Regions from separate parts of the Homo sapiens genome. Here region 2 is linked to region 1. Evidence: read pairs that join two places in POLR2A ChIA-PET (ENCODE). Cell type or tissue: A673. All regions are shown on one strand. Each heading gives the region's core, and the rest is flanking DNA. Links, peaks and the distances in the headings are about the cores only.

What was found. Peaks named below come from ENCODE experiments on the same cell type or tissue, not always from the same donor. Only the 100,000 strongest peaks of a DNase experiment are listed, where the experiment ranks them.
Region 2: POLR2A ChIA-PET joins it to region 1 with 6 read pairs; 4 of 35 experiments call an interaction of 5 or more read pairs at or near these places.

What each region holds. Positions count from the first base shown.
Region 1 is chr13:97,313,223-97,316,140 of GRCh38, forward strand. The region is part of intron 2 of MBNL2 (muscleblind like splicing regulator 2); the gene reads left to right. Among named protein-coding and RNA genes, the nearest start is that of MBNL2, 92 kb to the left of the region's middle. In A673, for the core only: no CTCF peak of the experiment used is centred there; no DNase peak of the experiment used is centred there.
Region 2 is chr13:97,135,440-97,138,357 of GRCh38, forward strand. It overlaps LOC124903197 (a long non-coding RNA gene), which reads right to left. Exons shown (of 3, transcript XR_007063844.1): 3 at 1,596-1,636. Among named protein-coding and RNA genes, the nearest start is that of LINC00456, 43 kb to the right of the region's middle. In A673, for the core only: no CTCF peak of the experiment used is centred there; a DNase peak (open chromatin) is centred at 1,222.

The sequences.
Region 1 (2,918 bases), core at 267-2,766:
GGATAAAGGCAGGTCCAAGGTGTTAACTCTAAATCCTCAAAATAGAATCTAAGCTATCAATTTGCTTATTCTGAAGCAATTTTCAATGGTTTTCCCTGCTTTTCTTTTCCATGCATCTAACTGCACTCTTGTCTTCTCACAACACATAGGACCCACTGCTGCACAGAAGGAACTTGAATTCTAATCAGCCAATGTTTTATTTGTGGGACATCCCATCAAATTTTTTAAAAAAGATCTTATTGAACAGAAGAGGGAAATGGAATTTGAGGATGACTTGACATTGTGAGATTAAATGGGGTTGGCAGAAGTTTGACCAGGACTTTTCCCTGCTCTGCTGGAGAGACTGTCTCTCCTCTTGGTGCCCTTCTTGGAGGAGCATTTTCAGCCTGCTGCCTAAACAGCTGTTGATGGATAGCTTTCTCCCTGCAGCACTGCTCCAAAAGCTGGTAGCAGAGATGGCTGATCTATTCCCAGCTGTCTGGATTTTAAGGCTGAGCTGTAGGCTTCAGGGATAGCCACACACATTCTTTCAAGGTCTGAGGCAGGCACACTGGAAATAGTGTGGCCCACTACACCTGGGCTTCTTACATGTAAGCCCTTTATGCTCTCCCAGGCTCTGACCTGCTCTGTGATCACAAGGGCAGTCCTAAATGGAGATCTGTATGAGATCAGCAGTATTTAGCAATTGGGAGTTTGACATAATGCACTTTCTCATAATTTATTAAAGTTGCTAATACATTTAAAAAATATGTGAAGAACATGGAAACCTCTCAGTAATATGTTCTAGTGCATTAACCCTCCATTGATTTTGCATCTCAATCAGAGTAAAAGCCAAAGACCTTATGATGACCAGTAAGGGTCACCATCTGGTCACCTCACTCTCCCCACCTCTCCAATCTTAAGTTACTGCTCTTACCCTCACTCACTCTGCTCTAGCCACACTGACCTGGTTGCTATTCCCAGAATATTCTAGGCATGCTCCTGCCTCAGGACCATTGCATTTCCTCACTCCTCTCCCCAGAAGCTATCAGACCTGCTGCCTGCCCCCTTAACACCTCAAATGGCATCCTCCCTTTGAGATCTTCTTTGTTCATCCTATGAAAACTTGTAAAGTTTTCTGCACACACACTTCCTGTCTCTCTCAGTTCTGTTTTTCTCTCTAGCACTTATCACCATCATCATATTCACTACATGTTGTATTTATTGATCTTGTTGAGTGTCTGCATTCACCCATTAAAATGTAAGCTCTATGAAGGCAGGGACTTTTGCCTGTTGTGCTCATTGTCTTGTCTCTAGTGCTGAGATCAGTGCTACACAGAGTACCATACATTAAATATGCACCGAATAAATGAACACTTATTTATCACTCAATCATGCAATGAATGGATGAATGATTGAAAACTGGTAGTCAATGCTGTCCAAGAACATGACTCTTGGGAGACTCTTGCCATGCTATTTTTTCTTCTTTGAGATAATCCGCAGCTCAGGCACTGAGGTCAACAACTCTAATGTTCAAGATCTTCCAAGTAGGAGGGAGGAGGTTGGATAAACAGAGTTTGAGTAAATTTGCCCTTGGCTTTTGAGAGAGCTAAGTGAGAATCCTGGCTTTCCCACCTCCTAGCTCTGTGACCACTGATAAACTATTCAACTTAGGTCAAGCTGTTCAACTCTGGCCTTAGCTCACTCAATATGTAAAATAGAATGATATGAAATTCAGGGATTTATAAGAATCAGGGTTGAAAACATTGGGCATATAGTAATATACTCTTATTAAAATGAAATGTATTTTCATATATATAAATAATTTGTATTAATTTGTAGAAGTTTGCTTATTGATAAAGCAGACAGTCATATATTTATTGACATTTTCATTTTAGGGGACACACCATATCTATATTTAAAATAGTATTTTTTGTCTTACTGGAAAAAAAGCCTCCTATGTATACTTTGATTAAATTATCACATGTATTTCTGTTATTTAAGGATCCTAAAATGAAAACAAATAGCTTCTAAAGCAGTTAAAATAATTATCAAGGTATATTTGTTCACTCCAGATCTCATCCCACAAGGTTTACAAGAGTCTTGGCTTTTGAAATCTGTGTCTTCCAAAAATTCATTTGTTAAGCAAGCACTGAGCACTTGCTCTCTTCCAGGCACCGGGCTCTACATTACTGGCTATTCCCAATGGCAGGAAAGAGCTTCTGCTCATGAGAAACTTACAAGATAGGCCCAAGATGGGATCTGACATCAATACTGATATTGATAATGGTTAATAGCAGGCATTAGGGGTTAAGTGCTGCCCCAGAGGTGCAGATTGTTACAGACATGCAGAGAAGGGGAAAGATGCTTTCTCAAGGAAGCTTGGAAGTGGTCAGAGAGTCATTCATGTGAGGGAAGGTCAGGGGACCAAAATAGAGGAATGGAAACAGCTTGAGCAAACTCATAGACGAGGAAGGAAGGCATAAGTCTTTGGATTTTCCCAACTCCAACTGACCTCAGCATGAAAAGAAAGCAGGGCTTGGACTGGAAAGGAAGCTCACTCTCTGGCAATGTGGAAGGCCTTGCTCATGGGTGAGGATGTGGAAGGCCTTGCTCGTGGGTGAGGATGTGGAAGGCCTTACTCGTGGGTGAGGATGTGGAAGGCCTTGCTCGTGGGTGAGGCAGTTGGATGCGATTCAGGAAAGAATGGGGGTTCTCTGAGGGTTCAGTGGAGGAGAGAGATACACTCATGGCCATAACCAAGGGTTTGTTCTCAATTTCTTTCATACGCCAATGACTTCCAGACCACACCTCTCTCCTGGACTCTAGATTCCTGGACCCAACAGCCTGCTTGGCACCTCTCTTTCAATGTCTTATAGGCATCTCAAACACCACTCCTGCTATTTCCCCCACATTTGCTTGAGCCGTGCTTTCTGCAC
Region 2 (2,918 bases), core at 258-2,757, 180 kb before region 1:
CCTGGCACATAGTAAGCATTCAATTAATGAAAGAAATCATAGAATCCTTCATTTCATGTTAATGACCATTTCTGTTCATTCCCGCAAGAAACAGCTGAGCACCTTCCGTGAGCCCAGAACTGTGCTTAGGTGATGGAGAGAGATCAATAAATAAAATGATCATGTTCCTATGGACTGTACAGGCTAGTGGCTATTAAGGCTTCCAGGAGTCTGCAGAATGTGTGATCAGAAGCCCTAAAAGCGACCAAAATAGTTAGTGATTTTTATTAAAAAAATTGAAGGAAACCACTCACAATGAATCATTATTTTAAAAAAGCCTTTTCATTGGTAGTGTGTGCCAGCGTACCTGTAAGCATTCATGTTGAGAGTGGCATAGGACTCCCAGCCACTGGTTTCCCCCACTATCCCCTGCTCCATGCAATGCTGTTAAAAGTGGAAATGGGGGCTGCCTCTGCAAAACAGGTGACCAGATGGTGCTGTTTTGACGAGTTGGTAATGAGATGAAGACGGATGCCTTCCCAATATGCTGGAGGTGGAGAGAGGGGCTGATCACCTTCAGTGTCCTCTTTCTCTCTGCCAAGCCCTTCACCCTCCCCACACGCATTCTTCATGCTTTTCAGAGATGGGGGAAATGTCTCATGATTCAAGTGCCTTCTAAAGCTCCTGGGAGACATTCACCTAAGGCTGGTAACTAAGGTTGGTAATGTCATAAGTGCCTAATAAATATCTGCTGACTTGTATCTCATTCTTTCGAGAGCTATATCCTATAGAACCTGCCCCAAATGAAGGAGATCAGCCTCCTGACAAGCTGCACTGAAAGTTAAAAGTGGAACTCAGGAAAATTATCTTAAAGCTGCAGTGTGAATGTTTATTTGGTTGTTTTGCTCAAACGTGGGCTTTCTGAAGAGTTCAGTGCTTTTCTCTCTCCCTTTTGTGGGTGGCTCAATGAAATGGAAAAGCTTCAACTTTAATTCCTATCAGAGTAAAACTGTAAGTGGTAGAAGTTATTGACTTTCCCTTTTATGGAATAAAAAGTGCCTTGATTATTGAAATGCAATACCACATTATGAAAGTCCCAAAGGAACAGGAGGTTTCTTGTTTGAGAGGCACGCACTGAGCCAGGAAGTCTAGTGCCAGTCATTGCAGAGGAGAAGGAGAGCATCCCATTGCCTGCCAAACCCCCTAAGCACCCTGCAGTGGGCACTCCCACATTTCTCCCTGGCATTTGGCATCCTAGGCTGTCTGAGCTGAGGAGTCGTTCCATTGATGTTGGTGTGTGCCATACGTCACCCATAGGCCTGCTGAATACAGAAAGTATTCCCCAAGGAGATTAAAGGAAAAGAGAGAGCTTCAGGCCCCTAGAATCCCCATGGTGGAAAAGAGCAAGAGGCAATTCTGCATCTGGGAAGCCCCCAGCCCCATGTCATTAAAGAAGAGACAGTTTTCCATTCTAGCTGTTCTTGCACCTATTTCTGACCCATACTTGCTGTGTAAGTCTGTTTTCACACTGCTGTAAGATACTACCCAAGACTGGGTAATTGATAAAGGAAAGAGGTTCAATAGACTCACAGTTTCACATGGCTGGGGAGGCATCAGGAAACTTGCAATCGTGGCAGAAGGGGAAGCAAGGCATGTCCTACATGGAGGCAGGAGAGAGTGAGAGCGAGTGAGCAGGGGGAACACCAGACACTTATCAAACCAGAATCTCATGAGAACTCCCTCACTATCATGAGTACAGCATGGGGGAAACCACCGCCCCACCCCCCACCCCCGTGATCCAATCACCTTCTACTGGGTCCCTCCCTCAACACCTGTGGATTACAATTGGAGATGAGGTTTGAATGGAGACACAGAGCCAAGCCATATCACTTGGATCAGGTCAGATTGGGGGAATTTCTGACCAAAACTCCTGACTTCCATACAATGACTGATTCTAATGGGTTTCCCTCACTCCAGACTTTCCCAAGACATCTCTTGTGAGAGTTTAATGGGAAAATAGGCACCAGCAAATGACTGCTGAATGCCTTGCTGGATTTAGCAATAGTAGCAACCTCTATATGGTGATCTTTTCCTGTGTGCCTGGCACTGTGCTAAGAACTTTACATACCGTTATTTGCCAAGGAGCCAGACTAGGAAAGTCTCCTTAATGTGCAGTTACTGGTGAGAAGACAAGGTCCAGTGATGTTACATTAGGTACCCAGGAGCACACAGCCAGAAAAGACGACAGTTGGAGTGTGAATCCTGGTCTCCTGATTCTAGAGTCTCAACTCTTAGCTACCATACTACATGACGCTACAAGTCTAAAAAAAGTCTCCAAAAATGTTGGCTTTCATCCCTCCATTTCCCATAAAATGTCCACTCCTTTGTGTTCTCTTTTCTGCTTTATGCCCTCTGTCTGAGTCTGTTCAGGCTGCTCTAACAAAAACATCATAGACTGGGTGGCTTACAAGCAGAAACTTATTTCTCACAGTTCTGGAGTCTGGGATGTTGAAGATCAAGGCATCGGCAGATTTGGTGTCTGGTGAGGGCCCACTTCCTGGTTCCTAAATAGCTATCCTTTCTCTGTGTCCTCATATATGGGAAGAGGCCAGGAAAGTCTCTGGGACCTCTTATCAAGGCATTAATCCTACCTCCATGACCTAATCACCTTCCAAAGGCCCCTCCTCCAAATACCGTCATGTTGGAGGTTAGGTTTCAACATGGAAATTTTTTATTTTTTATTTTTGAGACAGATTCTCATTCTGTCACCCAGGCTGGAGTGCAGTGGTGCAATCTCAGCTCACTGCAACCTTTGCCTCCCAGGTTCAAGCATTTCTCATGCCTCAGCCTCCTGAGTAACTGGTATTACAGGTGTGCACCACCACGCCTGGCTAATTTTTGTATTTTTAGTAGACACAGGATTTCACCATGTTGGCCAG